Linked DNA regions of Homo sapiens: region 2 is linked to region 1. A link is an interaction called in ENCODE POLR2A ChIA-PET data of the cell type or tissue named here. Cell type or tissue: PC-9. All regions are shown on one strand. Each heading gives the region's core, and the rest is flanking DNA. Links, peaks and the distances in the headings are about the cores only. Region 1 has its middle 42 kb from the start of C6orf15. Region 2 overlaps MUC21 (mucin 21, cell surface associated).

Region 1 (16,698 bases), core at 3,652-11,651:
CCGGTATCACTGAGGCCACGGGAAGAGGCCTTTGCCGGGAGTGAGGAAGAACCACAGTTTGGGACTTGCTACTGCTGCTGGACCAGCTGTTGCTACAGGGCTGAAGATCCTCGGCTGTGGTGATGCCGGCAGGATTGGGAGGCCAACAAGGGAAGGGATCCCTTCTTCCTCCAGTGCTGACACCTCCCTCTACACCTAAGAGGGAGCCAGCTGGGAAGGAGAGAGTGGAAGAGGGTTTTGAAGTCAAGTGACAGTAGCTTAATATCCGTCAGAACCCCCTTACTCCTGTGTTCCTAGGTGTTTTTCCTTGTCTGGTCAGTTTCTCCAGAGAAGGTTTCTCTATTAATCGGCCTGGGGCAAGTCTGGCTGCTGGAGTTCTCAGAACCAACTTCATGGAGGGGACCAGGAAGCCTTACTGTTCGATAGGCAGGCTTTTACATAATCCTAAATGACTTTTTCTTTTCTTTTATTGCTTCTCTTATTTTATTTCTTTTATTATTACTTATTTTCTATTTTTTAAATTATTTTATTTTGTTTTCTTCTGGCCACATAAAGCCAGAAGGCCATAGGCTATATATATATATATGTAATTTTTTTTTTTTTGGTAGAGCTGGGGATCTTGCTCTGTTGCCTAGGCTGGTCTTGAATTCCTGGACTCAAGTGATCCTCCTGCCTTGGCCTCCCAAAGTGCTAGGATTATAAGCATGAGCTATCACGCCCAGCCTTAAATGATTTTCATTGTGGTTCCCAGGATGTGGCATGGTTCAACGCCTCCAGCGAGCAAACCACTCATTAGGGTGGAATATAGGGGGTCACTCTGCCATGTGCGTTGAGTTAGGAGATCTAGGGTTCTAGTGGCTTCTTACATAGACCATCAGCCTCTGGTTCCAGGCCTCTTGCACACTCACGTTTGGGATACTTGGTTTCTCCATTCCTTACTGGGGTTCTGCTATGTGAAATCAGCCTGCTTCTGGGATTCTCCCACTGACATTTTACCTTTAAATTTCTCTTATCTGCTAAGACCTTTGTCTATTTGTTATCCAGATCATTATTCTCTATTTATTTAGATTGTGTAGTCAGTTTCTCTCTCTCTCTCTCTCTCTCTCCTCTCCCCCCGCCTTTTGTTCTTGTCAGTCCTTGCCTTTTAAAACCCCTTTATCACATTTTGGTGGGATTTCTGCTGGGAGCAGAGATGGTTGTGTTCAATCAGCTACATAAAGCCTGAAGGCCCGGCCAGGCACAGTGGCTCAGGCCTGTAATCCCAGCACTTTGGGAGGCCAAGGTGGGCGGATCATCTGAGGTTAGGAGTTCAAGACCAGCCTAACCAACATGGAGAAACCCCGTCTATACTAAAAAAAAAAAAACAAAAAACTTAGCCAGCCGTAGTGGTGCATGCCTGTAATCCCAGCTACTCAGGAAGGCTGAGGCAGGAGAATCACTTGAACCCAGGAGGCGGAGGTTGTGGTGAGCCAAGATCCTGCCACTGTACTCCAGCCTGGGAACCAAGAGCGAAACTCAGACTCAAAAAAAAAAAAAAAAAGCCCGAAGTCCCAGTTGAATTTGTGGTGTAGATGTGGTGGGTGGGCTCTGGGTACCCAGCGCAGCTTAGCTGGCAGTATGTAGAAGTGAATACCAGGAAGTCTTTCTTTTCATTTCCCTCTGTTTTCTCTGGCTTGCCTCTGCCCAGGTGGCACTGGGGCCTCTGCTTCAGTGTATGCCTCAATGTATTTCCAACAAGATCCTTTCTTACGGAGACGGAGATGAGACAGCCCAGAAATCTGACTGATATGCCATGCTGTGGAGAGATCTTCCGGGAACAAGAGGGAGTTTGCAGTTCTCATTCTATTTTTGCTGGCCTCTAATGATCAGAAGCAAAGCAGAGCCAAAACAAATAGGCTAATTTACATTCCCTGCTATTAATGCTCATAAAATGCTGCATTTTTATATTGCTGCTCAAAGCACAGACTGCAGAAAGAGTATTGAGGTGGTTCTGACAGCAATCTTAAGAACTGCAGAGAGACTCTCTTGCTCAATAATTTTCTCCTTCTTTTAAAAATAAGGCTGGACATGGTGGCTCACATCTGTAATACCAGCACTTTGGGACACCGAGGTGGGAGGATAACTTGAGTCCAGGAGTTCAAGACCAGCCTGAGCAACATAGTAAGACCCCCATCTCTACAAAAAATACAAAAATTAGCCAGGTGTGGTGGCTCACACCTGTAGTCCCAGCTGCTTGGGAGGCTAAGGTAGGAGGATCACCTCAGCCCAGGGAAGTTGAGGTTGCGATAAGCCATGATTGCACCACTGCACTCTAGTCTGGACAACAGAATGAGACCCTGTCTCAAAAAAATAAATAAATAAAAATAAATAAATTAAATAACATTGGCTGGACATGGTGGCTCACGCCTGTAATCCCAGCACTTTGGGAGGCCGAGGCAGGAGGGCTTGAGTCCAGGAGTTTGCAACCAGCCTGGACAACGTAGTGAGATCTCCATCTCTACAAAAAGCGAACAAAATTAGCCAGGCATGGTGGCGTGTTCTTGTAGCCCCAGCTACTCAGGGAGCTGAGGTGGGAGGATTGCCTGAGCCTGGGAGGCTGAGGCTGCAATGAGCCGAGATCGCACCACTGCCCTCCACCCTGGGCAACAGAGCGAGATCCTGTCTCAAAAAGGAAAAAAAAATTATCAGGTTTGAAATAAAATATACATAATATAAGAAAACAAAAGTAATTTCTAACCCCAATAAATAAAGATAGAAGACATTGTTAACATTTTGGTATATTTTCTTCTTCTGTTTTTTTTTTGTTGTTGTTTTTGTCTTATTTTATTTAGAGATGGTCTCCCTCTGTTGCCCAGGCTGGGGTGCAGTGGTACAATCAGCTGACTGTGACCTTGAACTCCTGGGCTCAACTGATCCTCTGACTCAGCCCCCCAAGTAGCCAGGACTACAGGCATGTGCCATCACATCTAGCTTTTTTTCTTTTTCTGAAATAAGAATGGGTTATATTTTGCTGTAACAACATGGGGTTAGGGACCAGGCCTGCGTAGTTGTAGTCATGCTTTATGATATGGCTGGTGACTCAGTTAACTGCTGGTTCATGAGCTGGAGCAATCCCAAAATGGTTTTCTAAAGGATGCCTGGCCCTGGTGTTTCCACACTGGCTCCTGTGGAGCATCTCTAAGCAGAGGCTGCATGGTGTTCTGTCCAGGTGGGAGCACAGGCTGAGTGACTCAGTTTTCATGAGGCGATGTATACCTGTTGCCCGCCCAAATGAGTTCTTAACAAATGGTAATGAGACTGGCCACCGTGGCTCACGACTGTAATCCCAGCACTTTGGGAGGCTGAGGCTGGCGGATCACTTGAGGTCAGGAGTTGGAGATCAACCTGGCCGACATGGTGAATCCCCGTCTCTACTAAAAATACAAAAAATTAGCTGGGCGTGGCGGGTGACTGGAGTCCCAGATGCTTGAGAGTCTGAGGCAGGAGAATCACTTGAACCCGGGAGCCGGAGGTTGCAGTGAGCCGAGATGGCGCCACTGCACTCCAGCCTGGACAACAGAGTGAGACTCCACCTCAAAAAAAAAAAAAAGAAATAAACAAAGCAGATATACAGTAGTCCCTTGGTATATGAGGGGGATTGGTTCCAAGACTCCTGTGTATACCAAAACCTACACATATTCAAGTCCCACAGTCAGCCCTTTGGGTCCCAAATATATGTAAAGTTGGGCCTTTGTATACATGGGTTTCACATGTCACCATTACTGTGTTTGTGATCTGCATTTGATTGAAAATAACCCATGCATAAGTGGACCTAAGTGGACCTATGCAGTTCAAATCCATGTTGCTCAAGGGTCAACTATATGGACATTAAATTAAGCAAGACATAAACTGGGATGTTAAAGCATGAGCAATAAATTAAAACTCAAAGAAATGACAGAAACCATTAGAGAAAATCAAATGAAGTATTGCTAAAAAATTTTAGGCAATTTTAACAAAACAGGAAAAACTTTATCAAGTTGATTTTTGCAAAGAAACTGGAACATGAGCTCCCTCCACTCACGTGTCTGTGCCCCTCAGAAGGGCGGTCCTGAGGAGCCAGCACATAGCCCAGGACTGACGTTAATGCCCTCAGGCAGGCTCCCACTGCCTCCTCTGCGCCTGCCTTCTCTCACTTTCTAGAATCCCAGTCCTAAAACTCTGTTTGATGTTTAGCAAAGGAAGACATATTCAGACATGCATAATAATGGTAGAAGACAGAGGTGAGGAATGCTGTGAAAGGTGTCCAAGGGGCCATGGAGAGCCCTGGGACTCTGGGGCTACCCCAAGGAGGCTGTGTTTTAAAATGTGTTTACACAGGCCTTTTCCATCATAAGTACATCTTTATTATTTTATGTATTTTGGAAAACACAGAAAAGTATTTCAAAAGCAAATCCTAAAGTAGTAAGCCTTAGATCATTGTGAAAGTTAATTTTTAAAAATATTTATTAAATTTAATGAATTAATTAATTTTTTGAGGCATGGTCTTACTCTGTCACTCGGGCTGGAGTGCAGTGGCACAATCACGGCTCACTGCAGCCTCAACTTCTCAGGCTCAAGAGATCCTCCCACCTCAGCCTCCCGAGCAGCTGGGACCACAGGCACTCGCCACCATGCCTAGCTAATTTTTTCTCGTTGTTTTTTGTAGGGACAGAGTCTCACTATATTCCCCAGGCTGGTCTTGAACTCCTGGGCTCAAGCAATCCACCCATCTAAACCTCCCAAAGTGCTGAGATTACAGGGATGAGCTGCTGTGCCCAGCCAAAGGTTAATTTCATGTGTCAGTATGCTTAAGCCATGGTACCCAAATATTTGGTCAAACATTATTCTAGATGTTTCTACTAAGGTATTTTGTAGATGAAATCAACATTTAAATGGATGGACTTTGAATAAAGCAAATTACCCTCCCGTATGTGAGTGGGTCTGACATCCCCCAAGGAAGAGGGAATTCTGCCTCCAGGTTGCCCTTAGGCCTGAACTGTGACATTAACTTTTGTCTCCAAGCCTGCCAGTTTTCCCTGCAAATTTTGGACTTGCCAATCTCCACAATCGTGTGAGCCAATTCCTTAAAATCTCTCTCTCACCTATATGAGCTCCTTTGAGTGTGTCTTCTCATCTATATGAGAGAGAGAGAGAGACAGAGAGAGAGAGGTTTTAGTTCTGTTTCTCTGGAGAACCCTAATACAGTTATGGTTTCATTTTAAAACATTTTTTTCTAGTCTTTTCTTTATACCTAGGTGGTTGTTGTTGTTTAGGTTTTTGTTTTTGTTCTTTTTGAGGGGTTGTATTTTATTGTCACCAATTGCATATATAATTGTGTGTTCCTTAATTCCTTATATTTATTTATTTATTTATTTTTGAGACAGTCTAGTTCTGTCACCCAGGATGGAGTAAAGTGGCGTGATCTCTGTTCACTGCAACCTCTGCCTGCCGGGTTCAAGAGATTCTCGTGCCTCAGCCTCCCAAGTAGCTGGAATTACAGGCACCCACCAACCACGCCTGGCTAATTTTTGTATTTTTAGTAGAGATGGGGTTTTGCCATGACCTCAAGTGATCCGCCAGCCTCGGCCTCCCAAAGTGCTGGGATTACAGCATGAGCCACTGTGCCTGGCCTTTAATTCTTTTTAAATAAATTATTATGACACTATTGTCTTCTTTGTTAATATAAGTTTTAATAAAAGTCACTTAAGTGGCTTCCCAATGATGCACAAAGTACATAGTCTATAATTTATAGTTTTTACTGCTAAATGTTTCTGCTGCTTCCAATATTTTGTTAAGATAGTAAACTGTAATGCACTTTTTTTGTTTATAAAGCTTTTTACACAATTGAGAATTGGATAGATTCCCAGAAATGAGATGACTGCATTGAAGTCACAGGCTAAGAGACACAAAGAGAACAGCAGCGACCCGCAGCAAGCTGGGCCAGAGGCTCCAGAGACTGCTGTCGAGGCCTGCTGGGGAGGAAGCCATGGCCAGTGGGGGGGCCACGAGTGGGCACAGAATCCACCCTCAGCTCCCACAGCTGCCCTCAGCCTCATGTTTAATCAGGCTCCACTAAAGACCTAGGGATAACAGAAGAGAATTCCAGGTACACTTAAAACTGGAAATGAGACATGGTGCTTTCAGATTTCAGAGGCCCACGCCCCTCCCTGTATGCACTTGCTACAGGAGGCTTCTCTGCCTCACCTTTAGCACGCTCTGAGTTTTGGGGGCCAGCATAACTCCCCAAGATAGGTGGCTCCCTTGAGTGTGCCTTCACTATGCAAAATACAGGCTCCCAACTCTGTTCTTGTTCTGGTTCAAAGACAGCAGGAAGTTTCCCCACTCAATCCAGCTTGCGGCCCACCTACCTACCAGTACCTGTGTTCTTTAGGATGATTTAAAGTGAGAATGAGCTACTCTCTGGAGGAGAAACATCCCAACCTATGGCCTGTGACCTCAGTGCCTTATGACCTGTGAGAGAGACTACATGTCCAGCAGAAATATACATGTATTTCTCTGTGAGAGAGACTACATGTCCACAGAAAGCGAGCTCCGTGTAATTTACAAAGTTCTAGTAGTCACATCAAAAAGGTAAAAAACAACAGGTGAAATTAATTCTAATAGTAAATTTTATTTAACACAGCATATCCAAAATATTGTGATTTTGACAAGTAATAAACATAAAAATTATTAGTGAGATATTTTACTGTTTTTGTACTAAGTCTTTGAAATCTCATGTGTGTCTTGCACTTAAGAGCACATTTGTATTTGGACTAGCCACACTTCATGTGCTCAGTTGCTACATGTGGCTAATGGCTACCATGTAGGACAGCACAGACTTACTGCACAGCTTACCTGAGGAGATCCTAGCAATAAATACTTGTCTTGCATCGCATGTGTCTCAAGAATAAGTTATTATTATTAATTAGTTTTTTTTCCTTGAGATGGAGTCTTGCTCTTGTAGCCCAGGCTGGAGTGCAGTGGCATGATCTTGGCTCACTGTAACCTCTGTCTCGTGGGTTCAAGTGATTCTCCTGCCTCAGCCTCCCGAGTGGCTGAGATTACAGGTGCACACCACCACGCCTGGCTAATTTTTGTATTTTTAATAGAGATGGGGTTTCACCACTTTGGCCAGGCTGATCTCAAACTCCTGCCCTCGGGTGATCTGCCCTCCGCCCGCCTCCTCGGCCTCCCAAAGTGCTGGGATTACAGGCGTGAGCCACTGTGCCCAGCCAAGAATACGTTATTTAGTCTTGAATTACAGATTTCATTGAACATCTACAGATCAGTCTATGACGTCCTTAACTTGCTCAGTGGAGCCAGTTTTCCCCATTCCAAGATGAAAATATGGACAGTACTAAGACTGTTCTGATCTCTCTTAGGTCCTGTAGTTATTTTATATTACCAAACACAATGCCAATTCAGAAACTCAACGTTTAGTTCCAAAGGTAAGTCTCCTTTCCTCCAGCAAGGGCTTTGCAAGGATGGGAAGATGAGAAATGGGGAAACAGGTCCTCAACATTATGCATCTATCCTTCTTCTCCTGTCTTGCTAATGGTGGTTTCTAACCCTCCAAGGTTGAGTAGAATGGGGAAGGGTTGGGGGAAGGAGTGGTCTGGGGCGTGGAGCAGGCACGGTTTGCAAGAGGGCTTTGCATTCTCTGGGACTGGTAGGGGCTTACAGGGGATTCCTCCTCCTTGGGTGCTTCTTCCGAGACCCCTCACCCCTAATGCCATACAGTTGCAAATGAGGATTTCTTTCCACGATTTATTCCTCCCACAGCTCATAGGAATGCAGTAATCACTTCAGCTTCTCTCTGCTGAGGCCTGTTGATGCCTGTAGGTGGCCACATCAGACAGGATTAGCTCGGCTCCACATCAGCTCGCTTCCTAGCATGCCTCACACTAGTCTGCTGGAAATACTTACACAGCCTTGCCCTGAAAACCTGGGATACAGGTCCCCAGTGCCTCCTCCTTTCCTACACTCCCACTCCCAGGGCAGAAAACCAGCCTGTCTCCTACCATGAGGTCTGCAGACAAATGTCAGATGCCAGCCCATTGCAGTCTGTCCACTGGGGAGGGGGAAGCTTTATGCAGGACAATAGGAAAAAAGAGTGAAACTATTCTGAATTAGATGTTTATATACATAAAATGATATTGCTTGACACCTGAAGGGAACAAGAAAAACTCTGGAGCTTTCTTGATCTAGTGACATGAAAGAAAGATGAGGTCCATGTGCTGTGGCTCATGCCTATAATCCCAGCACTTTGGGAGGCTGAGGCTGGAAGATACCTTGAGTCCAGGAGTTCAAGGCCAGCCTGGGCAACATGGTGAGACCTAATCTTTATTGAAAAAATAAAAATAAAACGTAGCAGGGCATGGTGGTGCATGCCTATGATCCCAGCTATTTGGGAAGCTGAGGTGAGAAGATTACTTGAGCCAGTGAGATTAAGGCTTCTATGAGCCATGATCATGCCACTGCATTCCAGCAAATTAAAAAAACTTAAAATTTTTTTTAGGCTTGACTTGAAACTCAGAGACCTTGAAAAAGAAAGAAAAAGAAGAAGAAAGAAAGAAAGAAAGAAAGAAAAAAAGAAAGAAAGAAAAGATGGGACCATTGGTCGCCATGGACACTGTTTCCACAGCTACTTTGCTATTTTGATTGTCATTGCGTATTGTTTGAAAGACTCTGCTATGAGAAAAATATAACTATTTCTCAATTTAACCGTGATAGACTATAAGTAGATAAAATAAGGTTGAGACAGATTAAATAAACTATTAAGGGGAAGAACTAGACTAGAACCCAGGTTTTCTGGCTTCTTATCTGGTGTCTGTTTTCACTCTGAAACTCACTTAGGGTCACGGACTCACTGACTCACAGATTCAGTGTGACAAAGATAATCAGAAACCAAGTCACTGTAACAAAAGCCCCCTAAAGACAGGACACCAGCTCACTGCTGTATCCTCAGTGTTGACGTCAGTGTGCTTGTCCAATAATCCACACTTAATAAATGTGAGTAGAATGAGTGAATTAATTAATTAATGGTTTAGTTGTTTAGTTTGTGAGGGAACAAGTATCTGAAAATGTTAAATGAATCACTGAAAGTCATTTATATATATGTGTGTGTGTATATATATACATATATATATATATATTTTTTAAATACAGAGTCTTGCTATGTTATCCGAGCTGGTCTCCAACTCCTGAGCTCAAGCAAACCACTCGCCTCGGCCTCCCAAAGTGCTGGGATTACAGGTGTGAGCCACCTCACCCTGTAATATAATATAAATGCCGAAAGTCATTTATATTTTATAGGTTGTAAGACATATATTTATTTTCCCATTTATCATCTCTTGAATAGGGATGCGTCTTACAATCAATGGCGTGTCATAGTTTAACCCGCTGTGTTTTCCTCTTAGTGCTGCATGAAATAATGGTATGTTTTCCGGCAACGGAGCTTTAGATGCAATGAGGAGCAGCAGTTGTTTGTGGACATACGTTGTGTCTCATGTCAGTGAGTGCAAGGAAAGGGGGAGGTGGGGGTGACCCCGTGGGATGCAAAACAAGTCAACTTCTCCAGGCCCTCAGAAGTGGCGCTCAATCTCCAGAGAGGCGCCCATCTCGCAGAGGGCCACTACCCGGTCATTGCCACTAGGGGGCTACCAGACATTTCATCAGGAAGACACAGGCAGTCTTTGGGCCTCTCTTCCGACCAGGCCATTTGTTGCCATGGATATTGTTTCCATAGTTGCTTTGACTGTCACTGCATTTCCCCTGATTATCTGTTTTTGCATGCTGAATATATACTATAATCCAATCTTCATCCTCATCAATTTAACAATTTTATCATATCTAGATTTTTCAAATGGCCAGTTTTCATCAATTGTGACGTTCATGGCATTTGACTTTGTTAGTGAGTTCTGCTTTTGCAGCCCCTGTGTTCCAGTATACAATACTGCATTATACCTCAGCTCACTTCACAAATTGGGTATCCACTGCAAGCAACTAAGCACAAGTAGTGAATACTAATCCAAATGAAAGAATGGGTCTGTTGTGGTGTTAGCGCAAGAGAAAATTCCTCTGCTCCATGGTGCATTAGTAGTAGCTCATTTTGCTTGCTGCCCCATTTGATTACATTGTTGGTGGTAAATATCACTGCTGAAAGTTCCATGAATTTCTTAAAGGTCTCCAAAGAAGATGTGGAACATTGAAGCATTTCACAACGTTTGCATGTACATGACAGCAATATTCATTCGCTTCTGCCAGGCACCTTGAAGGCAAAAGCTATTTACATGGCTCTCCACTGTGTTCTCATAGCCATGCACAGGCTTATATGTCCTCTGCAAAGATGTGATAGATGATCAAAGGAAACATCCAGTCTCCTCCCTCTCCCTCTCCCTCCCCCTCCCCCTCCCTCTCCTCCCCCTCCCCCTCTCCCTCTCCTCCCTCTCCCTCTCCTCCCTCTCCCTCTCCTCCCTCTCCTCCCTCTCCCTCCCCTCCCTCTCCCTCTCCTCCCTCTCCCTCTCCCTCTCCCCACGGTCTCCCTCTCCCCCTCCCTCTCCCTCTCCCCACGGTCTCCCTCTCCCCCTCCCTCTCCCTCTCCCTCTCCCCGCGGTCTCCCTCTCCCCCTCCCTCTCCCCACGGTCTCCCTCTCCCTTTCCCCACTGTCTCCCTCTCCCTCTCCCTCTCCCTCTCTCTCCACGGTCTCCCTCTGATGCCGAGCCGAAGCTGGACTGTACTGCCACCATCTCAGCTCACTGCAACCTCCCTGCCTGATTCTCCTGTCTCAGCCTGCCCAGTGCCTAGGATTGCAGGCGCGCGCCGCCACGCCTGATTGGTTTTCCTATTTTTTTGGTGGAGACGGGGTTTCGCTGTGTTGGCCGGGCTGGTCTCCAGCTCCTAACCGCGAGTGATCTGCCAGCCTCGGCCTCCCGAGGTGCTGGGATTGCAGACGGAGTCTCAATCACTCAGTGCTCAATGTTGCCCAGGCTGGAGTGCAGTGGCGTGATCTCGGCTGGCTACAACCTCCACCTTCCAGCTGCCTGCCTTGGCCTCCCAAAGTGCCGAGATTGCAGCCTCTGCCCGGCTGCCACCCCGTCTGGGAAGTGAGGAGCGTCTCTGCCTGGCCGCCCATTGTCTGGGATGTGAGGAGCCCCTCTGCCTGGCCGCCCAGTCTGGGAAGTGAGGAGCGCCTCTTCCCGGCCGCCATCCCATCTAGGAAGTGAGGAGCATCTCTGCCGGGCCGCCCATCGTCTGAGATGTGGGGAGCGCCTCTGCCCCGCCGCCACGTCTGGGATGTGAGGAGCGCCTCTGCCCAGCCGCGACCCCGTCTGGGAGGTGAGGAGCGTCTCTGCCCGGCCGCCCCGTCTGAGAAGTGAAGAGCCCCTCCGCCCGGCAGCCGCCCCGTCTGGGAAGTGAGGAGCATCTCCGCCCGGCAGCCGCCCCGTCAGGGAGGGAGGTGGGGGGGCAGCCCCCGCCCGGCCAGCCGCCCTGTCCGGGAGGTGAGGGGCACCTCCGCCCGGCAGCCCCGACTGGGAAGTGAGGAGCCCCTCTGCCCGGCAGCCACCCCGTCTGGGAGGTGAACCCAACAGCTCATTGAGAACCGGCCATGATGACGATGGCGGTTTTGTCGAATAGAAAGGGGGAAATGTGGGGAAAAGATAGAGAAATCAGATTGTTGCTGTGTCTGTGTAGAGGGAAGTAGACAGGGGAGACTCCATTTTGTTCTGTACTAAGAAAAATTCTTCTGCCTTGGGATGCTGTTAATCTATAACCTTACCCCCAACCCCGTGCTCTCTGAAACATGTGCTGTGTCCACTCAGGGTTAAATGGATTAAGGGCGGTGCACCATGTGCTTTGTTAAACAGATGCTTGAAGGCAGCATGCTCGTTAAGAGTCATCACCACTCCCTAATCTCAAGTACCCAGGGACACAAACACTGCGGAAGGCCGCGGGGTCCTCTGCCTAGGAAAACCAGAGACCCTTGTTCACTTGTTTATCTGCTGACCTTCCCTCCACTATTGTCCTATGACCCTGCCAAATCCCCCTCTCCGAGAAACACCCAAGAATGATCAATAAATACTAAAAAAAAAAAAAAAGAAAAAGAAAAAGGAAACATCCATGCCACCTCCTTTCATGGGTAGAAGGTAGAAGCTGAAAAAGTCTTCTGGGTATGGAAACTCACGAATACCTCGAGGCCAACTTGGTTCAGGGTTGCTGCCTAAAAAACTCTGGGTGAGGTCCTGAGTTGAAAACAAAACATCTCTGCTTGTGTTCAATTTTCAAATTCTTTTGAGGGTGAGGCCTGAGAAGTCGCAAACATCTTAAAAAGCAGAACTCACTAGTAAAGGCAAATAAATGCCATAAATGTCACAATTGATGACACGTTCCCTACCATCCATCACACACACAAGAATGTTTTTTCTGTGTATCCACGACTTGTTTTCAGACTGGGGGCTCCTCAAGAATAGGGACTGTGTCTGGTTTTTCTTGCTTGGCTCAAAACCCAATACAGATTGGAGGAAAGATCCGAGAGCCTGCCATTGCAAGCCTAAAGAAGAGAAGACTGAAGGATAAAAGTGTTCATACCTGTGAGTGATTTTTGTAGAGACAGTGCAGAACAGTTCATCACTTGAGATTCAGTCCAAATGAGATAAAAAGTGAGTAATCCTGGAGCCAGGAAACCTGAGTTTAACTCCCTCACCCCCCACCCCTCCCTGCCACTTACCGTTAAGGAGGTTTGGGGACAATTTATTTAACTTCTCTGAACTTCAGTCTTTGCATTTCTAAGACAGGATGGTTCTCCTACCTCACAGAGGTGATGTGAAGATCAAAAGAATCCACATATGTGACAGCAGCTCAAAGTGCCCCACAAATATGTCACAAGTCTCCGGTCAGTTACCCTATCCCTTGGGAAGCTTTCCAGGATCTGCACAGGCTGAATGAGATCCCTTCTCTGGACTCTGCCCGAAAGCATTCCTTTATTGTAGCACTTAGCATGTTGCACTGTAATTGCTGGTTTTCTTGTCCTTGAGGGTAAGAACTATGTCATTCACTTCTGTTGGTTGGCTGCCTCTGTTCCCAAAAGAATTCCCAGCACCATACTAGACAGTTACTAAAGGAATCCTAGGCCAGGTGCAGTGGCTCATACCTGTAATCCCAGCACTCTGGGAGGCCAAGGTGGGTGGATCACAAGGTCAGGAGTTCGAGATCAGCCTGGCCATCATAGTGAAACCCTGTCTCTACTAAAAATACAAAAATTAGCCGGGTGTGGTGGCACGCGCCTATAGTCCCAGCTACTCAGGAGGCTGAGGCAGGAGAATTGCTTGAGCCTGGGAGGCGGAGGTTGCAGTGAGCTGAGACCACACCATTGCAATCCAGCCTGGGTGACAGAGTGAGACTCTGTCTCAAAAAAAAAAAAAAAGGAATCCTAATTTCCTTGTGTTTACAAATAAGACCAAAACAGAAGAAATAGCACCAAAAGAAAGCATACATTTATTCGTTTATTCCAAAATGTGTATTTCATCCCATCTAAGATGACGTTGAATGCAAGATGCAGCATTACTTATGCCCCACTAAGGAAGAAAGAGTGCTACTGACTGGTTCATGATGTGCTATCAAGTGTAAGACACTTTTCCATTTTTAAACGTTTCTTGGTTTTTTTTTTTAGGCAGTGTCTTGCGATGTTGCCCAGGCAGGTCTCTAACTCCTAGCTCTGGGCAATCCTCCCACCTTGTCCTCCAAAAGTCCTGGGATTACAGGCCTGAACCACTGCAGCCAGTGGACATCTCCATTTTATTTTTATTATTATTTTTTTAAGACAGCATCTCACTCTGTCACCCAGGCTGGAGTGCAGTGGTGCAATCTCGGCTCACTGCAACCTCCACCTCCCAGGTTCAAGTGATTCTCTTGCCTCAGCCTCCTGAGTAGCTGGGACTACAGGTGTGTGCCACCAGCGCCCAGCTAATTTTTGTATTTTTAGTAGAGACGGGGTTTCACTATGTTGGCCAGGCTGGTCTCCAACTCCTGACGTCAAGTGATCCACCTGCCTCAGCCTCCCAAAGTGCTGGGTTTACAGGTGTGAGCCACTACGCCCATCCGACATCTCAATTTTAGATTACGATCCAATGGGGAAGATGTGCATCAGAGGCTCAATGAAGCATATGATTATTAAATATCTAATCTATCTCATATATTGTCCTCAAAACCCCTATTCTCAAGGAACTGACATTCTAGTGGAAGGAGACAGACATAAAACAAATAAGTTAACACGTAAATAAGCATAAGTTCAGATTGTCGTCAGCTCCATAAAGAAAATAAATATGGTAATCTGTAGAGACTGAAGAGAGGGGTTTGTTTTAGATGAATCACAAGAAAGGTCCTGAATAGATCTGAAAAATAACTACGTGTTTTCTAAGGTGTCAAACAATACCTCGCTAAGGGAGAGTGTTGAATCACTGTTGCTTCACCAAACATTCTTGTTTAGAAAGACAGGGGACTGGACCAGAGTGTGCATTCGCAGACGTTTTAATGAGAGGTGACACTCCCCAAAAGGCATAAATCCTGTTCAGGCACAATCTAGAGGGGTGTGCTTACTTGCCTGGTGTCCTCAATCTGGACTTGTGCAAGTTGGGTTCAGCTGGACCTGGTATGACTCCTTGATGACACCTGAAGAGGTCCTTTAAACACTGGACTTCATAAAGAGAAAAGGAGGATTAGCTGTATGATTAACTGTATGCATTTACCAAAGGCATGGAATGCACAGATATGTGCGACAACTTATAAGTGTCATCTGAGTATGAGTATATTATGGTTTGAGAGTCAACTACCAAATCTTGTAGTTCAGGTCCCAGGAGTGGTTAGAAAGGTATTTCCCTTATTCATTGAGGCTTCATTTTTTTTTTCTTCCCTTATGGGTGTTCTGCAGCATCTTCTCCTTGTCTTTTCTACCTTCAATACTCTCCAGAGACCAGATCTTCATGTATATCTCTCTGGGCTCTCAAATGCCAAAACCATACTCTCCTTCACGGTAGCACCCTGAGGGGGTGGACTTATTCTGGAGAAAGCTACGTGGCAAGTTGAAGGAGACTGACTGGGTAAAGCCCCTGTGCCTCTGGCAGAACTGCTGCCACAAAGGGATATGCGTATCCTGGGAATAATTAGTACAGGCCAGTTGCTACTGACTTTAAGGATGTTCCTTATGCTTCAATCCTATGTACAACTCTGGGATCTTTGGAGAGCAGCAAAAAGACTGAGATTGAATTTCCCTCTAATCTGACAGGAGCAGAAATTAACATTTTCTTTCTTTTATTTTTCTCTTCGAGACAAGGTCTCTCTCTGTTGCCCAAGATGGAGGGCAGTGACATGATCACAGCTCACTGCTGCCTCGACCTCCTGGGCTCAAGCAATCCTCTCACCTCAGCCTCCCAAGTAGCTGGGACTACAGGCATACACTACCATACCCAGCTAATTTTTAATTTTTTTGTAGAGACGAGGTCTCACTATGTTGCCCAGGCTGGTCTTGAACTCCAGGCCTCAAGCAATCCTCCTGCCTCAGCCTCCCAAAGTGTTGGGATTACAAGCGTGAGCCACTGTGCCCAGCCTTTTTCTTTCTTTCTTTCTTTTTTTCTTTTTTTTTTGAGACAGGATCTTGCTCTGTCGCCCGGGCTGGAGTACAGTGGCACAGTCATGGCTCACTGCAGCCTCCACCTCCTGGGCTCAAGCGAGCCTCTTGCCTTAGCCTCCCAAGTATCTGAGCCTACAGGCATGTGCCACCACACTCGGCTAATTTTTTTTTTATTTTTAGTAGAGACAAGGTCTCACCATGTTGCCCAGGCTGGTGTAGATCTTCTGAGCTCAAGTGATCTTCCTACCTCGGTCTGCCAAAGTGCTGCGATTACAGGTGTGTCATCCTGCCTGGCCAGAAATTAACTTGATTGAAAGAAAAGAAAAGCTTTTGATATGCTAGCGTTTTTGCATGCATGCTTTTGCATGCTAAAGTTTCTATGCCATTTACAGAGATTTCATGGTCTCTTCAATTGCTCTAAGTTGTCCTTGAGGTGCAGAAACTCAAGCACACAGACTTCTCAGCTAGAATTTGTAGCTCTAGCAATTCCTTTGTTTATTGCACAAACCTAGCTTGTACCGAGACCAAAAGTTCTGCCCCCTTGAAGACCAAGGCAGATTCTGGAATTCCTTGTGCTTGCCAATACCCTTTGACAAATGCCCAGCCCCAAACCCCAGCCTGAACTTCAGGAGGAAGATTTTATAGAAACACATTGGACTTTTCCTGCCTGTATATTAACCAAGAGACTCTTCTGTCACTCTTTTTTCCTGCAATAAACTGATATTCATGCAAGTATCTCTAATCACAAAATTCTCCCTTGGCCACTTGCTGCCTCCATGGGGGCAGAAGAGGGAGATCATTTTATTATTCTCCCATTCCCCACTATGTGTAGCTCCCACATTCTTAAAATCCTGAGCACTGTGTCTTCCCAAATGTGTCATGGAGATATTCGCAGAAGTCTGCATGTTCTAGATGATGTTTATGTGTCATATCATTTAGGATCCCATTTAGCTGGAATCACAAGAAGCTCACCTCACTGAGCTCCGGCACACTGCTCATCTCATATACGAAATGTCCGAGAGGAGCAGCCCAGGGCTCAGTATTGCCATCGGGCA
Region 2 (10,469 bases), core at 2,328-10,327, 80 kb after region 1:
CGGAGGTGGGTTGTTTAAAAATCCTTCTAACCATCCCTTGATTGGTAGACCTATTCTCACAGTCATGGGAAGGGTCTTTGTTAGCAATTCCACCTGCTGTAAAGCATTCTCTACTACTAGCACTTCTTGTTCAACAGGAGAGTATCTGGTTTTGGCTCCTTTCTTAAAAGGACTGATTCCCTAGACTGCGGTTGCCATAAGGCCCCACTCATATCCTCAGGAGCAGCAGTAACATCCAAAGTCCTAGCTGTACCCTCCAAAGGGGTGCCTAAGGCCTGTGCCTGCTGTACCAACACTTCAGCCTGTTCAAAGCTTCCTGCTGTGGTGTGTCCCAGGCCCAATGTGCCCTTTCTCTGATAAGTCTGTATAGGGATCTCAAAAACTGTGCTAAGTATGGGATGCATACTCTCCAATAACCCAAAAGACCCACAAATGTTTGGATTTCTTTGACTGTTTCTGGAGTTGACATTGTTGGGCTTTGTCAATTATTGCACCCAGTATCAAAGGAGTGTTACCCAACCATGTAACCCCTAAAAACTTCACTGTGGGCCGGGTGCAATGGCTCACACCTGTAATCCTAACACTTTGGGAGGCCAAGGTGGGCGGATCACAAGGTCAGGAGTTCGAGACCAGCCTGGCCAATATGGTGAAACCCCATCTCTACTAAAAATACAAAAGTTAGCTGGGCATGGTGGCAGGTGCCTGTAGTCCCAGTTACTCGGGAGGCTGAGGCAGGAGAATCGCTTGAACCCAGGAGGCGGAGGTGGCAGTGAGACAAGGTCGCACCATTGCAATCCAGCCTGGGTGACAGAGCGAGACTCCGTCTCAAAACAAAACAAAACAAAACAAAACAAACAAACAAAAAATCTTCACTGTGGGCTCTGGGCCTTGCATCTTCTGAGGATTGATGGCCCATCTCCATTCCATAGATGAGCACCCAATACCATAAGACATTACTGCAAACCAAAACAACATGGTACTGGTACAAGAACAGACACATACACCAGTGGAACAGAATAGAAAACACAGAAATAAGACCACGCACCCACGACTATCTGATCTTCAACAAACCTGACGAAAGCAAACAATGGGGAAAGAATTCCCTGTTCAATAAACGGTGCTGGGATAACAGGCTAGCCATATGCAAACAATTCAAACTGGACCCCTTCTTTACACCTTACACAAAAATTAACTCACGATGGATTAAAGACTTAAATGTAAAACCCAAAACTATAAAACCCTGGAAGACAACCTAGGTAATACCATTCAGGACATAGGCATGGGCAAAAATTTCATGACGAAGATTCTGAAAGCAATTGCAACAAAAGGAAAAATTGAAAATGGGATTTAACTAAACGAAAGAGCTTCTGCACAGCAAAAGAAACTATCAACAGAGTAAACAGACAACCTACAGAATGGGAGAAAATTTTTGCAAACTATGCATCTGACAAAGGGCTCATATTCAGCATCTATAAGGAACTTAAACAAATTTATTTTAAAAAAGCAAACAATTCCATCAAAAAGTGGACAAAGGACATGAACAGACACTTCCCAAAAGAAGACATACATGTGGCCAACAAACATATTTTAAAAAGCTAAACATCATTGATTATTAGAGAAACGCATATCAAAACCACAATGATATTGTGCCATTGCACTCCAGCCTGGGCAATAAGAGCGAAACTCCATCTCAAAACAAACAAACAAAAACCCACAATAAGATATCATCTCACGCCAGTCAGAACAGCTATTATTAAAAAGTCAAAAAATAAAAGATGCTGGCGAGGTTGTGGAGAAAAAAGAATGCTTATACACTGTTGGTGGGAGTATAAATTAGTTCAGTCATTGTGGAAGACACTGTGGTGATTCTTCAAAGACTTAAAGACAGATACCATCTGATCCAGCAATCCCATTACTGGGTATATACCCAAAGGAATATAAATCATTCTGTTATAAAAGCACATGGACGTGGCCAGGCACGGTGGCTCATGCCTGTAATCCCATCACTTTGGGAGGCTGAGGCAGGTGGATCACCTGAGGTCAGGAGTTCGAGACCAGGCTGACCAATATGGAGAAACCCCTGTCTCTACTAAAAATACAAGATTATATGGGCGTGGCGCCACATGCCTGTAATCCCAGCTACTGGGGTGGCTGAGGCAGGAGAATCGCTTGATCCCGGGAGGCAGAGGTTGCAGTGAGCTGAGATCGCACCATTGCACTCTAGCCTCGGCAACAAGAGCAAAACTCCATCTCAAAAAAAAAAAAAAATGCATGCATGTGTTCATTGCAGTGGTATTCACAATAGCAAAGACATGGAATCAACCTAAATGCCCATCAGCGATAGACTGGATAAAGAAAATGTGGTATATATACATCATGGACTACTATGCAGTCATACAAAAAGAACAACATCATGTCCTTTGCAGGGACATGGATGGAGCTGGAGGCCATTATTCTTAGCAAACTAATGCAGGAACAGAAAACCAAATACCGCATGTTCTCGCTTATAAGTAGAAGCTAAATGATGAGAACACAGGGACACATAGAGGGGAACAACACCCACTGGGGCCTATCAGAGGGTGGAGGGTGGGAGGAGGGAGAGGATCAGGAAAAATAACTAATGGGTACTAGGCTTAATAGCTGGGTGACGAAATAACCTGTACAAAAAAACCCCCATGACACACATTTACTTATGTAACAAACCTGCATATGAACCCCCGAACTTAAAATAAAAGTTAAAAAAAGAAAAGCCATGGCTGCAGCACAGTAAAAGCTTCAGCGGCTGACATAATGCCAACAAGATAACAAAACTAGAAGAAAAGACGGGAATGCGAAAAAAGACAAGACTCTTTCATGGGCTTTGTGCTGGGTGGATAATAGTTGCACTTATTGGGAGGATAATAATTGCACTTATTTCAGCATACCCCCTGGACAATATGAATCATTTAATGTTGACAACGCCATGTAGGGGCAGGAAGTTGTAGGGGCTCCCATTTTCTTCCTCTCTCAAGAACAGTCTTCACGGAGTGCCTGCGATTGCAGGCACGCGCCGCCACGCCTGACTGGTTTTCGTATTTTTTTTGGTGGAGATGGGGTTTCGCTGTGTTGGCGGGGCCGGTCTCCAGCTCCTAACCGCGAGTGATCCGCCAGCCTCGGCCTCCCGAGGTGCCGGGATTGCAGACGGGAGTCTCGTTCACTCAGTGCTCAATGGTGCCCAGGCTGGAGTGCAGTGGCGTGATCTCGGCTCGCTACAACCTCCACCTCCCAGCCGCCTGCCTTGGCCTCCCAAAATGCCGAGATTGCAGCCTCTGCCCGGCCGCCACCCCGTCTGGGAAGTGAGGAGCGTCTCCGCCTGGCCGCCCATCGTCTGGGATGTGAGGAGCCCCTCTGCCTGGCTGCCCAGTCTGGAAAGTGAGGAGCGTCTCAGCCCGGCCGCCATCCCATCTAGGAAGTGAGGAACACCTCTTCCTGGCCGCCATCACATCTAGGAAGTGAAGAGCGTCTCTGCCCGGCCACCCATCGTCTGAGATGTGGGGACCGCCTCTGCCCCGCCGCCCCGTCTGGGATGTGAGGAGCGCCTCTGCCCAGCCGCGACCCCGTCTGGGAGGTGAGGAGCGTCTCTGCCCGGCCGCCCCGTCTGAGAAGTGAGGAGACCCTCTGCCTGGCAACCGCCCCGTCTGAGAAGTGAGGAGCCCCTCCGCCCGGCAGCCGCCCCGTCTGAGAAGTGAGGAGCCCCTCCGCCCGGCAGCCACCCCGTTTGGGAAGTGAGGAGCCTCTCCGCCCGGCAGCCAACCCGTCCGGGAGGGAGGTGGGGGGGTCAGCCCCCCGCCCGGCCAGCTGCCCCGTCCGGGAGGTGAGGGGCGCCTCTGACTGGCCGCCACTACTGGGAAGTGAGGAGCCCCTCTGCCAGGCCACCACCCCGTCTGGGAGGTGTACCCAACAGCTCATTGAGAATGGGCCATGATGACGATGGCGGTTTTGTGGAATAGAAAGGGGGGAAAGGTGGGGAAAAGATTGAGAAATCGGATGGTTGCTGTGTCTGTGTAGAAAGAAGTATACATGGGAGACTTTTCATTTTGTTCTGTACTAAGAAAAATTCTTCTGCCTTGGGATCCTGTTGATCTGTGACCTTACCCCCAACCCTGTGCTCTCTGAAACGAGTGCTGTGTCCACTCAGGGTTAAATGGATTAAGGGCGGTGCAAGATGTGCTTTGTTAAACAGATGCTTGAAGGCAGCATGCTCGTTAAGAGTCATCACCACTCCCTAATCTCAAGTACCCAGGGACACAAACACTGCGGAAGGCCTCAGGGTCCTCTGCCTAGGAAAACCAGAGACCTTTGTTCACTTGTTTATCTGCTGACCTTCCCTCCATTATTGTCCTATGACCCTGCCAAATCTCCCTCTGCGAGAAACACCCAAGAATGATCAATAAAAAATAAATAAATAAATAAATAAAAAGAAAGAAGAAAAAGAAAAAAAAAAAAAAAAACAGTCTTCACTACATGCACCTTCGATCTGAATTTTTCCACTGAAGTTTGCTAAGTCTTTCCTAACAGAATACCTGTGCCTAAAATGTTTTCTGGAATAAGAAAAATAAACACCACATATGGGGCAGGGGAGCTTCCCCAATACCTAGATGTATTAAAGTCCTTCTCATCCAGATCGTTTGTCCCCATAACCAGTGATGGCAGACCATTGACCAGGGTGTATTTATGGATTTCCATGAATTAAAGTATATTCTGCCCTAGTATCTACTAAGGAAATAGTCTTCTCCTTATTTTTTTGAGAGGAACAGTAAATGGTGAGCTCAATATGGGGCCTCTGGTCACCTGCAACGTGGGGTTGACCTTGGTCCCACTGCTAATCTTGGGCCCAGCATGGAATCCCCCTCTGATAGGCTGGAGTATTAGAATGAGGGGTTGAGTCATCTTCCTCTTCTGCTAGAGGGGCAGAAATGAAGGGACAAAACAGCCCTTCAGTCTGTACTTCCCTCCATAAGGCTACTAACACAGCATTTTTCATATTTTCCATATTTTAACATTTTTTACATATTTTTTTCTCAGAATTTTTCTGCTCCCAATAAGTCATGCCACATTTGCCTGTTCTTGACTCTAGTTGGTCGCTTTCCCTTATTTTCCCCCTTCTTCCTGTGGAGCATTATCTTTCCCCTTTGTCAGCCCTTGCCGGGTTACAAAGCACACCCCGTCCCTAGCTTTCTCAGTAGCTCCCAAATCTGTGATGGCTTCTCCTACGTCATATACATCTTTTTTTTTTTTTTTTTAAGACGAAGTTTCGCTGTTGTTGCTCAGGCTGGAGTGCAATGGCACGATCTCGGCTCACTGCAACCTCCGCCTCCCACGTTCAAGCTATTCTCCTGCCTCAGCCTCCCAAGTAGCTGGGATTACAGGCGCCTGTCACCATGCCCGGCTAATTTTGTATTTTTAGTAGAGAAGGAATTTCACCATGTTGACCAGGCTGGTCTTGAACTCCTGACCTCAGGTGATCCATCCACTTCGGCCTCCCAAAGTGCTGGGATTACAGGCATGAGCCACCGTGCCCAGCCCTTTTTTTTTTTTTTTTTTTTTTTTTTTGAGACGGGGTCTCACTCTGTTGCCCAGGCTGGAGTGCAGTGCCCCAATCTCAGCTGACTGCAACTTCTGCCTCCTGAGTTCAAGCAATTCTCCTACCTCAGCCTCCCAAGTAGCTGGGGTTACAGGCACACCACCTAGCTAATTTTTGTATTTTTAGTAGAGATGGGGTTTCACCATATTGTCCAGGCTGGTCTCGAACTCCCGATCTCAAGTAATCCGCCTGCCTCGGCCTCTCAAATTGCTGGAATTACAGGTGTGAGCCCCTGTGCCTGGCCTTCCCACATCATATACTTCTTGTCCCATTTATAGGACTCAATAACATGAGCCAAGGGTTGTGCCATTCTCCTGGTGCACCCTTCAGCAATTTATTTTTCATCCCTGCAGGAAAAAACTGTTTTAAGTCCTGTGAGAACCCAAACATAGATGACTTGACTCATTCCTAATTCTTGGAGAAGCCCTTGGGCCTTTTCTGTTGACTGCCAGGAGGTCATCCTTCCCGGTAAATTTCCCTCATTAGGTCAAGCCTCCCTCATAGCTAGAATGAGCCAGTCCATAAGCTATGACTCCCTTGCGTCTGCCTTGCCTTAGCAAAGATGCTTCTGCAGGGCTGCATGGGTGGTGATGTTACTCATTTTTTCTGCTTCTCCTGTTAAGGAAATATCATCAGCCCCTGTGTCCCACAATCAGACCATCCAAGCAGCCAGGGATTTCCTCGGTAGTTGTTTAAAGGCCTTTGCAATCTCTAAGAGTTCTGCAGCGGTAGGTTCCCTGACAGTGAGAGTCTCCTGTATCAGCTGACCCCCGTTTTGCTGCCAATGTTAGGTTTCACTTTCCTTTGCATGAGACAGCGAGCTTGCCAATGATCCCCATCCCCCTCCACACCTGTGACTTCTATGTCATCAGTCTTCCTCTTCATAACAATCCCAGGGATTCCAAGTTTTCACATCCCGGTTGGGCTTTCTCATGAGAGCTCTGATTTTTGGTCATTTCCATATCTTTCGCCCTAGGTGGACAAATCTACATGCTAACATTTCAATTTTTGTCTCTTGGTCTTCAATTTTGTTTGCTAAGTTGGATGTGAGGAGAGACATGGAGAGGTACACGTCTTTTTCTAGTTGCAATTCCTTCTCTAGACATTTAATTTTGGCTTCTGCTGCTAGCCGGATCTTCATTGCCAAAAGAAGCACCCAACCCTCTGCAGTGGCTATTGGCCGACCTTCCGTACCCCAGTGCACTATGCGGCTTTCAGTTAATAACTGCTCTAGGCCACCTGGCATTTTCAAGGCATCCCTGCACTCACACAGAGGTACACAGGTATCGAACAGTTGTGCCATCCAACCCTACACAGACGTGGCTGCCGCCCTGGGGTTTCCTTACAGATGCTTCATTCTCCTTACCCATTCCTTGTTCTCCCAGCTACTGGCTGGGGGATCACCAAATGTTCTACCATGAACAGGTCTACACAAACCTACCCCTAAATTTTGAGGGGAAAAGAGATCAAAGAAAGAGACTGACAAATCCAGTTTCTCACAGAGAAATATTTAATGGAGTCTTCCAAAGAGAAGTGATGTCTGAGGTGGCCACAAGATGGTGGATTCCCACACTCCCTCTCCAAAAAATATCCTTTCTAGAGTAAGCTTTTAGGGGAAAACATGTGCAACTGGTCACATCACAGACTTTCTTGCTGAAACCCATGACTGCTGGGGAGGTTAGATAAGCATCTTTGTGAGAGGTTAATTACGCTACAGGCATTGTTTTAAAGCCCTTGATACAGAACACCTTGGTATGCAGGAGTCAGACATTGGACATCTGGCGAGGTGCAGTGGCTCACACCTGTAATCTCAGCATTTTGGGAGGCCAAGGCAGGAGGAGTTCAAGGAGGCCAGGAGTTCAAGACCAGCTTGTGCAACAGAGTGAGGCCCTGTCCCTACAAAAAATTCTAAAAATTAGCCAGGCATGGTGGCACACGAAACTGTAGTCCCAGCTACTCAGGAGGCTGAGGCAGGAGGATTGCCTGAGCCCAGGAATTGAAGGCTGCAATGAGCTATGATTGCACCACTGCAAAACTCCATCTAAAAAAAAAATGGCCATTGTGGTGGTTTCACTTCAAGATGGTATCACTCTTACCATGCAACAGGCTGTTTTCCTATAGCCGCATTGGTAAGATCCAATTCTTTGGTTTGCTGACACTGGAGAAACCCAATAAGTGGTGGAAGATGGAGCAGTTTCTACTGCTGTGAGTTGGGGTGAACCCACCAACAGACTGCTAATTCTCTGCTGAGGGCTCTGTCCCAAGTAGGAGCCCTCCATTACCTTGTGGGCTCAAAGCAACTTAGCCTCTAAAGCAGCTCCCCTCTGTCTTCCAAGACCTGGAGGACCCTCTTCCCTGGACTCATGAAAGGGATACGTGCAGCTCTTCTGGGCGGGGATTTATGAGAATCTCGGGTCTTTGCAAGAGCCTCTTGGAAGATTCGACCTCAGCAGGCCAGAAAGTCTTTCCCTTGGGAAACCAGGGAGCACTCAGGGAGATGAGTGTCACCAGCTCCTCCACCCTGATGGGTAGTCAGGCCTGGAGCACATGGAAATGCCCTGGGAACCTCGACTTCAAGTGAATATGCGTACCCCCCTCCCCCCTCCCCCCCCACACACAGAGCAGGTAGTTGTAACGCCTCCACCTCATCCTGCTCTTGGCTCTTCATGTATCACAACCTAATCTCTGTGTACCACAGGCCTCACGCAGGAGCCCATAGCATGCTGGCACCCGCCCTCCCTCCTTATCTCTCCCAAGTCAATTCTCCAGCCAATCGGGGTGTCTCAGAGATACAGGGACCTTGCCTGGGGCAAAAAGGATTAGAAAATGCAGACACACAGATAAGAATGAGGTCTTTGGATTTTACTGTGGAGATTTTGAATGCCAGATGGAGTCCAGCATGGAGGTTTTCTCCTATAACTGAGTTCATCTCAGAGCTAGATACCCACCCCGGGGCACGCACAGCTTCTCTTTGTCGTGTGTGTTAGATGAGATGTATTTATTTCTTAGCTAAATGAGCAATATAGTATTCTCTTTCCAGTGTCTGGTAAAGGCAAGAAAGGTGAGGAATACCTTCTTCAAGATTTTCAGGATCTCAAACAAAGCTGGGAGGGGTCTCCTGGGATGAATGAAAGGAAACCAGGTCTTGGGTGCCCAGGTCTCTTCCTTCCTGAAGAATGCGGCACTTGCTTCCGGGGCTGCTCAGGGCCCGCTGTTCCTCCCGCTCATCTCCATGGCTATCGAGGATACTGGTCTCCTCCAGAACCAGTTAGGACTCCACCTGGGCCTGTGGGGGGCTCCATGATTCCCTCCAGGGCCTGGACCAAGGCCATGGTTGAGGCCATGAGGGTGGTAGACAGCTGTGTTAAAGGTGTTTCTCAGGGACAGGCTGTTTCTCTAAAAAAAGAAGAGTCAATAGTTTCAGAATTGCATCCCTGTCTCCCACGCCTTTACCACGTACGCCTTCTGGAATCTTCTCCCACTTCCAACCACACTCTTTACCTAGTTCTCCTTTCTCCAGTCCTTTCTGTGGCCCCCTTTTCCCGCAGGTCAGCAGCTTCCTCTGCATTGACCTACCATGTCTCTGTGTTACTCTTTCCTGATCTCCCTTCCTCCCTACCCACCCCTGACTTGAGACCCCTTCTATTCACACCCATTTCCTTGTGTTTCTGCTGCTCCTTCCCCCAGGCATTTTCTTACATATTAGGCACTCACCACACAGAAGAAGAGCCCAGCAAAGAGCCCCACGGCCGCCACAACCGAGACCAGGGTGATGAGGAAGATTTCCCACGGCACCAGGGACCCACCAGGCTTCGCCTCACTCACTGCAGTAGATGCACTATGGGAAGTTGTGTGCATTCCAGTCAGAGCTGCTGTTCCAGAGCCTGCAGAGGTCACACTGGACCCAGAGTTGGTGGCTGTGTTGGCCCCACTGGAGGTTGTGCTGGACTCAGAATTGGTGGCAGTGCTGGCCCCACTGGACACTGTGCTGGACTCAGAGTTGGTGGCTGTGCTGGCCCCACTGGAGGTCGTGCTGGACTCAGAGGTGGTGGCTGTGCTGGCCCCACTGGACACTGTGCTGGACTCAGAGTTGGTGGCTGTGCTGGTCCCACTGGAGGTCGTGCTGGACCCAGAGTTGGTGGCTGTGCTGGCCCCACTGGAGGTTGTGCTGGACTCAGAGTTGGTGGCTGTGCTGGCCCCACTGGAGGTCGTGCTGGACTCAGAGTTGGTGGCTGTGCTGGCCCCACTGGAGGTTGTGCTGGAGTCAGAGTTGGTGGCTGTGTTGGCCCCACTGGAGGTCGTACTGGACTCAGAGTTGGTGGCTGTGTTGGCCCCACTGGAGGGTGTGCTGGACTCAGAATTGGTGACTGTGCTGATCCCACTGGACACTGTGCTGGACTCAGAGTTGGTGGCTGTGCCGGCCCCACTGGAGGTCGTGCTGGACTCAGAGTTGGTGGCTGTGCCGGCCCCACTGGAGGGTGTGCTGGACTCAGAGTTGGTGGCTGTGCTGGCCCCACTGGAGGTCGTGCTGGACTCAGAGTTGGTGGCTGTGCCAGCCCCATTGGAGGTCGTTCTGGACTCAGAGTTGGTGGCTGTGCTGGCCCCACTGGAGGTTGTGCTGGACTCAGAGTTGGTGGCAGTGCTGGCCCTACTGGACACTGTGCTGGACTCAGAGTTGGTGGCTGTGCTGGCCCCACTGGAGGTTGTGCTGGACTCAGAGTTGGTGGCTGTGCTGGCCTCACTGGAGGTTGTGCTGGAGTCAGAGTTGGTGGCTGTGCTAGCCCCACTGGAGGTTGTGCTGGAGTCAGAGTTGGTGGCTGTGCTGGCCCCACTGGAGGGTGTGCTG

The links. ChIA-PET counts read pairs that join two places held together with the same protein. Peaks named below come from ENCODE experiments on the same cell type or tissue, not always from the same donor. Only the 100,000 strongest peaks of a DNase experiment are listed, where the experiment ranks them.
Region 2: POLR2A ChIA-PET joins it to region 1 with 26 read pairs; 4 of 35 experiments call an interaction of 5 or more read pairs at or near these places.

Annotation. Positions count from the first base shown.
Region 1 is chr6:31,062,021-31,078,718 of GRCh38, reverse strand. No RefSeq gene overlaps it. Among named protein-coding and RNA genes, the nearest start is that of C6orf15, 42 kb to the left of the region's middle. RefSeq lists enhancers at 6,709-7,672, 7,673-8,637. In PC-9, for the core only: CTCF peaks have their summits at 7,871, 7,883, 9,452 and 9,651 (motif pointing right); DNase peaks (open chromatin) are centred at 7,888 and 9,698.
Region 2 is chr6:30,986,550-30,997,018 of GRCh38, reverse strand. It overlaps MUC21 (mucin 21, cell surface associated), which reads right to left. Exons shown (of 3, transcript NM_001010909.5): 2 at 9,338-10,469; 3 at 7,116-9,019. The coding sequence ends at 8,825. Among named protein-coding and RNA genes, the nearest start is that of MUC21, 8.1 kb to the right of the region's middle. RefSeq lists enhancers at 3,730-4,493, 8,985-10,184. In PC-9, for the core only: no CTCF peak of the experiment used is centred there; no DNase peak of the experiment used is centred there.